Linked DNA regions of Mus musculus: region 2 is linked to region 1. Evidence: chromatin loops called from intact Hi-C (ENCODE). Cell type or tissue: left cerebral cortex. All regions are shown on one strand. Links, peaks and the distances in the headings refer to the core of each region. The heading gives the core; the rest is flanking DNA.

Region 1 (5,381 bases), core at 320-5,319:
CACTATTTGCTTTATGCTCATTCTTCTGCCAAATAAAATATTAATTGCATTTTTAGCTGCACTGCTGGTGATCAAAGAACTCTGATATGTCAGGCTAAACTGATAGAAATGGCATCCATTAACATATTTATAGGTTCAGGGCTTCTGGAACATAATTACACCCATTAATTACTCGGCAGTACTTGATTACAGGCTGAAAATGAAAGGCATTTCCAGCCACCTCTTTCTCCGCAGACCAAAGTTTCTTCTTCAGTCGTACATGTTTCTCTAAAGATGTATCCAAGGGAAACAGGCCAGGGAAACTCGCCCCTCTGCATGTTTAGAAGGCTGGATCAGTAAAAGGAGCCATTCACTAACTTTGAAATAGAATATATATATATATATATATATATATATATATATATATATATATATATATATATATATATATATACAAGCAAACCAGATGGAACAACTAGGCTGACTTAAAAAAAAAAAAAGCACGTTTGAAGTGTCATACAGATTTCATTAGTGTTTTAGACTTCTAAGAGAGATGATTTCAAGCCAGTAAATCTTGAAGTGAAGGCATGAGGCCATGATTGTATTTTTACTTTCAAATAAACTTCTTCAAATATCACAGAGGACCAAATAATTTTGAATTTTCTAATGTATTTGGACATGTATTTCTAACACACACACACACACACACACACACACACACACACACACACAGGGTTGGGGGGAATATGAGAGAGAGAGAGAGAGAGAGAGAGAACGAACGAGCTAGTAATTTTAAAACTGTCCTGGTAAAAGGCTCATGAGATTTGAGGAATTAATAAACAATTATTCTGTGGACTGAGCAGCTGTGCGGGTCCAGAAGCTGCCAGCTGCATTTAGTATGTGTTCCACAGAAAGGACAGTCATGCTCACTTGACTCCTCTTGACCAGATAATCAGCATGCAAAATGACGGTTTCCCGTAATAACTTCAGCACCAGACCCAGACACATCTGCTTTTCAGCAAGGAATGAAGTCATTTAAAAAAAAAAAAAATCACACAAGCTCCCCCCTCCACCCCCAATTTCAGCATGAACCCAGCCAGGATAAACCAGCACAGACCTGGGGAATCCACCTATACACAGAAATCTGTACATATTTCTCTGAGTTCTTTGTTGCCCGACAATAAACTGTAAAAGGCAGTCATATTTGAAAGTAACAGCCATTCGGCTGTGGTTCTGGGCTGCGGAGGCAGGCGCACGGTGAAGGAGGAGGAAAAGTACCGTACCTTTGGTAAGTCGCCTTAGAATTTGACAGCGGCATTTAAAAGAGACAGCTATCATTCTTGCTCTCTGCTCTCTGGCAAAGTGTACACAGGGGCTCTGCTCTGGTGGCTGCAGCGGCGAGCGGCAGCATGTGAATTCCTTGCGCACATACCAGGAGAAAGGTAGTCCCAGTGGGGAGTGACAAAGCTTAATTCCTCTTGGCTGATGCAGAGGTCCGCTACATGTCATCTGGCAGAGCTGTGCCTTTCAGTTCACTATCACCGCCACCACCACCACCACCACCACCAACACCACCACTGCTGCCCGTCACAGCCTCCTCCCCTGCTCCATCACAATGGCTTATAAAATAAGGCTGTTTCGTAGCAACAAAGCAGCAGATAGGAGAACTAGGAGGAAGCGGGGACAAGGCTGCGAGAGGAGCCATTCCATAAATCTCACACTAAGCACTGTGCAATGTATGCTGTTTCAGGGTAAAGCTGTGCATTCTAGCCAGTGCGGGTCCCTCCACCCCTTGCTTCTCAGCTATGGGTCTCATGTCACAGGAAAGGCGAGAGATGCCTGCACTCTGACTTTACAAAGAGATGTGTGTATCATCTACTATATTCTTTCAACGGTGGCTTCCACGCAGGGCTCCCTGTGCCGAGGGACTGTAGTTTTGGCTAGGGATTAGAGGCAGACCTTTGATCTACCTGGAAAGGTCTGTTTGGCACTTTTCAAATCTCTAAGGGTCAAGGCAGGGCTGGTTTGTGAATGGGATGCAAGAAAGACGGAGGGAAGGAGAGAGAAGGGGCTTGGGAGAGTTTGGTCAGTAGAGCAGATGGAGTTCCAAGCCCTTTAACCACTCAAGAAAAAAAAAAAAAAAAAAAAAGAAAAAAACCTGCCTTGGCTAGAGAGCAGTGTAGTCAAGACTGTTTCTAAAGATACCAGGAATAAAAGCGAGCACAGCCAAGTATTTCTATTTTCAATGAGCCTTATTATACTGTTTTCCCACACAGCCCTCTCCTAAGCCATTCTCTCCACATGCAAATCTGAAGTGCCTTGCTCCACCACAGCAGAACATGGCCTGGGTTCTGCTCCTCGGAGGAGGAGGAGGAGGAGGAGGAAATTAACAAGCCCTTCCCAGCCCCATTCACAAACTGACAAGAGGCGGAGCCCATATCTTCATCTGCCAGCACCAGCCCGGTCAGGGCACAGTCACCAGAACCTGACATCTGCTGTGGAATCTCCATCACAAGTGAGACATCTCTCGTGGGAGCTAACATGGACGTGCGGTGGGGAGACGTAGGTGGGTGGCCAGACAGCCGAAGTCAGTCGCTCACTCCGGAGGACAGAAGGACAGACACCATAGTGTTTAAGCTGCTGCCTTAACATTTCCTGGGTATGAATTGGTCATCTGATGTTATTCTCCACCACTTCTGATTGATTTTTTCCCCCAAAATAAGTCTTTTAAAGGCCAGTGAGTGAATGTGTGAGACCTGGCAATCTGAGATCCTTCCTCAGGGTCAACATGGTAGAAAGAAAAGAAGCTCACCTTAAGAGTTGTCATCTGGCCGGGTGTGGTGGCGCACGCCTTTAATCCCAGCACTCAGGAGGCAGAGGCAGGTGGATTTATGAGTTCGAGGCCAGCCTGGTCTACAGAGTGACTTCCAGGACAGCCAGGGCTATACAGAGAAACCCTGTCTCAAAAAACCAAAAAAAAAAAAAAAAAAAAAAAAAAAAAGAGTTGTCATCTGACTCACACGTGTACACACACACATACAATACACACACACTCAAACATATACAATACACACTCACATACCACATACTCACACTCACCCACTCTTACCCACTACACACACTCACACACCACACACAATCACACACATACACGCACACACACAATACATAAACACTCATACACCACATACACTCACACACACTACACATACTCACACACCATACAAATTCTCTCTCATACACACATACACACACCTATGCACACACACACACACATACAGAATACACACACACACCACATACACAACACACCTACATACTCTTATACACATTACTACACATACACACCATATACATACTACACTCACACACACACACACACACACACACACACAAAACACGCTCTCTCTCTCTCTCACATACACACACTCACACATATGTGCACACACACATAGTTTAAAACTGTGAAAGGTTTTTCAAGCTGGACTCTAAAATAACTCGTACTATTTTCAAGCCCAGCCGTAGCATCTTCTCTTCATTCATAAATCTCATATCATCTTAAGCAATTTCCATTCATCAGCAGGGAACGAAGATGTTTGCTCTTTGGAGTCCAACAGAAAAATAACCTATGTGCAAAACACAGCTGACCATTATGGACATTTGCATGAAAGACTTTTGAAAAGAACAGAATTTATCAAGGATGGTCTACCTGGAGCCACCAGCCATCTTTAATCAATGGGATTGATAGTATTAAATGGATTATGAGAGTCCTACGTTTTAAATTGCTCCAATACCATCATTTTTAAAAGAATGATATCCATCATCACTTTTGTTCCTTTTAGGCCATCTCTAGCCTCCCTGGTTATTTTTTTCTTCTAAATAGAAATAAACCTAGTTGCCAGAGGCTTGGATTATTACTTGATGTGAAGTGAATATTTATAGCTATGTCATTTCACGATCCTTTCCTGAATCTAACGCCTTTTCTAAAATCCAGGCCCTCAGAATATGCAGCTGTCAAATAGTATTAATACCACCTTACTGGGGGAGCACTACTGGGGAGCATTGCTACTCTGGTCCCTTTTGTTAATGTCTATTCCGTTAAACCTCAACACTTTACAGGAATCTCTCGCCTCTCTGCTACCGTGCAGCCTCAAATCTAACCTGCTCCTTCTTTAAAGCCAAGATCATCAAATACTCCTACTTTCACTAGCATACCCAGTTTTTGGGGTTTTTTGTTTGTTTGTTTTGTTTTTAAGCCCTGTTTTGTGGTCCCAAGAAAGCTTCAGAACTAAGAAAACATTCTGTGTCCCCAGCAGGAGACACGGCACATCCTGCAGCACTCCTGTGTCCCCAGCAGGAGACAGGGCACATCCTGCAGGACTCAAAGGCTCCCGAGAGCCCACACTGAGGGCTGATCTTTTCTCTTTGGATTTTGTGACAGCCCCCTTGGGTTCTCCTCCAGAAAGGAGCCCCTTGTGAAAGGCCTTTCCTGGATGTGAGGAAATCTCCCCTGTGGTCCTACCTCCTCACCCTGGGTCCTCTAGTACCCAGGTAATTTCCTTGGGAACAATTCCTAGGCCAGAAGATCTACCTAAGTTAGACACTGTGTCCTTTCTGCCTGACACAAACTGAGCCTCGGATATGAAACTTCGATGTCAGCAGAAAGCCTTCCTGAGATGCACCCTGCCCGCCCTGCCCCCATCTCACAGCTCGCTGACTTGTGGTCCAAAGGTCTCACATGCCCAAGGCATCTGGTGGACATCATCCACAGCTTCCTGTCAGGAGCCCTCTGGACAGAGTGGCCCACATTTCTTGCATGTAAGTTTAATATAACCATCCATCCTTGGGTCCTGTTAGCACTCCCTGCCACCTGGAGTGGCTCAACCATAGAGGTAGCTTGGCTATCACAGCACGCTCAGCTCACTGAAGGGCACCAAGTAGTGACTAAAAAAATTACAAAGCAGTCAAAACAGTAGCAAATGTGTGTCCGGTGACGGCGTAGAACAATCGGGACAGCAGTCTAAGGGTCAGTTCCTTTAAAATCACAAAGGAACAGACAAAACCCCAAAGCCCCAATACCTAAAAACATGGCCTTGCTGGATTTGGAGTCGATTAATCCCTTGAAATTATAACTTGTTTCAGGGTTTCTCTAAACGTAAGCTTCCTTAAGGCCTAATGCAAGGGTATTACATTTACACGGAATTTAACATATCATGGGGGGGGGGCGGTATTCCATTTACACAGAATCATTGGGGAGGCTCAGTTCAGGTTTTTGATCAGATACAGATTGGTTGTCAGGAAGATGACTCAGCTGGTGCATGTGTAAGATCAAGAAGGACCATCTCTTTTCACCCCTGCCTTCGTAGCTCCCCACAGATGGCGTCTAGAGTTTGCTTATGATA
Region 2 (5,381 bases), core at 270-5,269, 220 kb before region 1:
GTTTAGTAAATTCACTAAGCTGTCTACTCATATAAGGCATTACTGTATCTTCAAACTACTTTTTTTTTCTTTTCTTCGAGACAGGGTTTCTCTGTATAGCCCTGGCTGTCCTGGAACTCACTCTGTAGATCAGGTTGGCCTCAAAATCAGAAATCCGCCTTCATCTGCCTCCCAAGTGCTGGGATTAAAGGTGTGTGCCACCATGCCCAGCTCAAACTACTTTTTATTAGGAATTTTATTTACACTTCGAATTTTAACCCCTTTCCTCATTTCCCTTCCCCAACCCCCCCCCATTCAATCCCCCTCCCCCCCTGCTCACTAACTGACCCACTCCCATTTCTTGGCCCTGGCATTCCCCTACACTGTGGCATTGAGCCTCCATAGGAGCAAGGGCCTCTCCTCTCATTGATATCCCACAAAGCCATTCTCTGCTACATATGCGGCTGGAGCCTTGAGTCCCTCCATGTGTGTTCTTTGGTTGGTGGTTTAATCCCTGGGAGCTCTAGGGTTACTGGTTAGTTCATATTGTTGTTCCTCCTATGGGGCTGCAAACCCCGTCAGCTCCTTGGGTACTTTCTCTAGCTCTTTCATTGGGGACCCTTTGCTCAGTCCAATGGATGGCTGTGAGAAACCACTTCTGCATTAGTCACACACTGGCAGAGCCTCTCAGGAGACAGCTACATCAGGCTCCTGTCAGCAAGCACTTGTTGGCATCTACAATAGTGTCTGGGTATGGGAACTGTATATGGGATGGATCCCCAGGTGGGACAGTCACTAGATGGCCTTTCCTTCCATTTCTGCTCCAAACTTTGTCTCTGTATGATCTCTAACTATCTTAGTTTCTTCAGGCCTATAAAGACTTTAATATATCAATGTTAAAGTTAGCATTATAACTGTTATTCAAGTTTTTGAAATGCTTCATAAGCATTTTTTTTAGTTTTTACTAAGAAAGGTCAAACCATATATTTCATGTACCAATCATAGTCCCAGTCTTATGGTGCAAAAGGCTGGAATAGCTCAGTTCTTATCAGCTTATGGGGCGGAACTCATCAATATCAATCGTTTTCTCACAACAATTTATGTAAAAATGTTTCCCCACTAGTTAAAAATAAATAAGTCAACACATGCATTAATAAATATTATTATATAATTTATATTAATAAATAACATTATATTATAATATTATGTGATCTGTTAATAAATAAACACACATTAATAAATTACTTGGATGAATTTTGAGTAGGTTCCTTCATCTGACATCCCTTATGCCCAGTAATTTTCAGGCAATGAAAATGTGACACCGGGTGGCGTGGCTAACTTGTCACATGATATTACAACTTGGAAGACTTGCCAGATAATGAAGGGTTGAATTATATGTGTGTGTGTTGGGGGAGGGGCACTGGAGAGCTGGCTCAGTAGAGGAGCTAGGTTTGGTTCCCAGTATCTCATCAGGTGCCTCACAGCTGCCTGCTACTCCAGCTCCTGGAGATCTGACACCTCTGGTCTCCTGCATCTCTGTGCACACACCCAATACCCAACAAGCACATCCAATGTAATCAATCTTTAGCTTCACTTGAGACCTTCAACATATTTCCTCTGTCAAATTCCAACATTATGACTCTGTAATAGCTTGAGAAGTTGGTATGTCCTTTTGATTTCTTTTTCCCTACCTATCTAGAACTTACCAGAGCATGACACAGCAGAGGCAGGGTGAGCAAAAAGAAATATGAAAGCCAGGATGAGAGACAGCTAAAGGTGCACTCTCCTAATGGGTGGTTAACTAAATGTGATGGTTTGTATATGCTTGGCCCAGGGAGTGGCACTATAAGTAGGTATGGCCTTGTTGGAGTAGGTATGGCCTTGTTGGAATAGGTGTGGTTGTGTCACTGTGGGCGTGGGCTTAAGACCCTCATCCTAGCTACCTGGAAGTCAGTCTTCCACTAGCAGCCTTCAGATGAAGATGTAGAACTCACAGCTCCTCCTGAGCCATGCCTGCCTGGATGCTGCCATGTTCCTGCCTTGATGATAATGGACTGAACCTCTGAACCTGTAAGCCAGCCCCAATTAAATGTTGTCCTTATAAGACTTGCCTTGGTCATGGTGTCTGTTCACAGCAGTAAAACCCTAACTAAGACACTAAGTTACTAAATAACCCTCACTCAAACCTGCTCTCTAAACACCATGTCTGGGAAGACACATCTATGATACACCTTCACATGTCATACAACTATAACTCCCTAACAATGAGTACTAAGGTAAACTTCAGTTTCTATTCAAGCCAGGCATGGCCAAGAATCAATGGGGCATCATACTAGTCATTGGTGACTCTCTTGTTAACAGCTTCAGACAACCTCCTGCCCATCTTTGTGGAATGCTTGCTAAGAAATCCAACACTACAGTCTCTATGAAACTGCTTTGCTGTACAGTCTGTTTCATATCTCCCTAAGCGTTCTGCATTGAACACATGGCCATCAGCATCCTATCAGTGTATGATAAATGCCCACGGCTTACAAGAAGGAGGGAAGTCTAGGGTGGCAAGGTGGGAAGGCTCAGGTTGTTCACGGTAGACACATTGAGTCAGCACGGGTTACGAAAAGACATTCTGCACACAGAACAGACTCTTCCATACCTTGACTCCCATAGCTGGCATCTATTCCAGACCCATCCCAGGAGTCCACAGCACTGTCCACGCTGGGCACCGTGGAGGGGTACGCATCGGAGAGCTTGCCAGGTTTCTGTATTGGGGAGGGGTCCTCCTCACCATCTCCTAGGTCCCCCGAGTGGCCAGGGATGGGGAACTTCTTGGGACTTGATGCAGATTGGGCTTTACAGACAGGGAAACAGGGCACACATCAGTGTAAATTCACAAGAAAAGATTCTCGGATACAGCAGCTCAAGAGCCACTTCCCTAGAAATGCACACGGACACTGCACACTCTTTTAGGGGAGGAAACATGCTGGAAACCCTTAATTGGGACTCTCGCCCCACTCACCATCTGTCTGTTTCTTAATTTTCAGGGTGACAGTCTCTCCTGCCATCTGGAGCAAGTGGATGGCTTCACTCAGAGGCTTCCCCTTCAAGCTGCTGCTATTGATGGCTAGGATTCTATCTCCGATGTGGATCGCTCCAGTCCTGGAATACCAGACAGTGGCAGAGGAGGTAGACACACCAGACAGGGGAGGGGAGGGGAGGTAGACACACCAGACAGGGGAGGGGAGGGGAGGTAGACACACCAGACAGGGGAGGGGAGGTAGATACAATCCCTGCAGGCTTCTTAGGGTAAGTCTATCAATATATCTCCATATTAATAATAACAGGCTTGGTAGGTTTCTAAAATCCACTTCTAGATTTCTGTTGGCAAATGTTGTAACCTGCATCTATGGTGAATAACTTTTTAGTTTCCAATAAAATTAGAAAAAGCATTTTAATTAGTTTTGAGAGTGAACCAGGATATATATATGTGTGTGTGTGTGTGTGTGTATGTGTGTATCTATATTAAACTCCAAGAGAGCTGAGTCATTGGTCAAATGCCTTACAGGTCCCCAGGAAATGAACTCGGTCAAACAAAAAACATGGCCATGTATAGCAGGCAACCTTCTTGAATCCACAGATGGAAAATGTCCAATACAAAAATGGCGCTCAGTTCGCCATAAGACAGATTCAAGAGGTTGAGACATAGACTAGACAGGCACAGCAGTAGCCCTGGCCTGGCTCTAAGATTTGAAAAAGGCTGGACAGAAGGGTTATTTGGTGCTAAGTTTAAGACCATCTCTGTCAGCCACCAGGTCAGCTGTGTGACATGGCTCCCTTATTTCAACCTCTCTGGATATCAGTTCCTCACTCATAGGATGGGGGTAACCATCGCACAGGGTAGCCCCGAGGATGAGATGGGCACACATGTAAGACATGGACTGACGTGTGGGTAAAGAAAGCATGTCACTCCGTCTATGAATTTTGTGTATGTGGTGTCTAAATATATATGTGTCTATGCATATACATGTGTGTAGGGCCTGTTGATATCAGAAGTCAACACTGGGTCTCTCTCAATCATCCTCTACCATATCTGTCAGTCAGTCAGTCTGTCTGTCTGTCTATCATATCTCTAATCAATCAATCTATCTATCAATCTATCAATCTATCTATCTATCTATCTATCTATCTATCTATCTATCTATCTATCTATCTATCTATCATCTATCGACCTAATCTATATATTTATCTTTTCATCTTTTCATTGACCTACCTACCTCTTTACCTATTGATTACTTTTGAAGGCATGGTTTATCATTGAATCTGGAGCCCATTTTTTTTTGGCTAAGCCGCTGGCCACTGAGCTCTTGGAGGGTCCTCTTGTCCGAGTGCCCAGCACTGTGGTGGCAGGTGTTCCCTTATGCACCTGATTTTTATGTGGTGCCTGGGATGTGCTCAGGTCTTTATGCTTGTGCGACAGACAGGCACTTTACCAATGGATCGATCTCCCTAGCCTTAAACACGGCATGCATTGACCGATTAATACCCTGATAAACAGCATCTTTAACCTTCGCAGCCTTTATATCCTCATCCAATCTGAATGACTACACTGGGATATTCAGTGCTGATGTTGACTTTCTCTGCCACTGTTGGGGAGCATTGGAAAGGACGGGGTGCTACGGATGATGGGCAAGACAATGGCTGAGCTCTTCATCCCAAGACAAAGATGCTGAGCTGAAGCAAGAAGGTCAAGCCTTGGCCGAACCGGATCACCTTAAATTCAGATCTTGAAGGAATTAACTCTGTTTATGGGGTTGTTAGGGACAGAGCTTGTTCTAGGGCTGTGGCAGCTGTGTTGGACAGAAATATCTAGCTGGCAGAGGTGCTACAGTGTACACTGGTAAGGAAGGGAGGCTTAACGTATCTACCAATGCATTTAGAATTACAGAAATTTTCTCTGAAAAAGATCTCTTCTGCCATAAAGAGTACTAGAGTTCACGAATGATGGAGCTTGTAAGATCCAGCCGTAATGAACCACTTTGCAGACTCCTTTGTTGTCTCGCAGTGATAACTAGGACAGGAGGATGCCCGAAGAGACCCTGTCCTAGGTGTCTCAGCTAAAATCAGAATATTAGATTCTAGCAGAGTGGCCCTGGCTGAGCCGCCTCAGCCCCCTCGTCTGACAGACAGAGCTGTCAAGTGAACTGATTTCTAAGCCAGGTACCTTGCAGTTCTGAAAAAAAAAATGTTGCTGTGCCACATCTCTATCTTGCAACTACTGTCACCAAGTGTCAGCCTCAATGACATGCCTGAGCATTCTCGAGCTAAGTCACTGGAAAATAGATCTAGTTAGAGAGTCTGTTGTGTGCCCAAGCAACATGTCTCAGGAATAAAAAAGGGGGGGGGCTGTT

Evidence for each region. Peaks named below come from ENCODE experiments on the same cell type or tissue, not always from the same donor. Only the 100,000 strongest peaks of a DNase experiment are listed, where the experiment ranks them.
Region 2: a loop joins it to region 1, with 4 times the contacts of the local background. A loop is called at or near these places in 2 of 42 quality-filtered maps.

What each region holds. Positions count from the first base shown.
Region 1 is chr10:119,815,516-119,820,896 of GRCm38, reverse strand. The region is part of intron 1 of Grip1 (glutamate receptor interacting protein 1); the gene reads right to left. Gm51815 (a long non-coding RNA gene) reads left to right here and starts at 1,092. Exons shown (of 3, transcript XR_003949037.1): 1 at 1,092-1,267; 2 at 2,256-4,797. In left cerebral cortex, for the core only: a CTCF peak has its summit at 4,324; DNase peaks (open chromatin) are centred at 956, 1,496 and 2,389; H3K4me3 peaks cover 1,299 bases; H3K27ac peaks cover 1,091 bases.
Region 2 is chr10:120,036,042-120,041,422 of GRCm38, reverse strand. Grip1 (glutamate receptor interacting protein 1) reads right to left here. Exons shown (of 23, transcript NM_001277292.1): 17 at 2,993-3,132; 18 at 2,630-2,824. Among named protein-coding and RNA genes, the nearest start is that of Helb, 74 kb to the left of the region's middle. In left cerebral cortex, for the core only: no CTCF peak of the experiment used is centred there; a DNase peak (open chromatin) is centred at 3,000.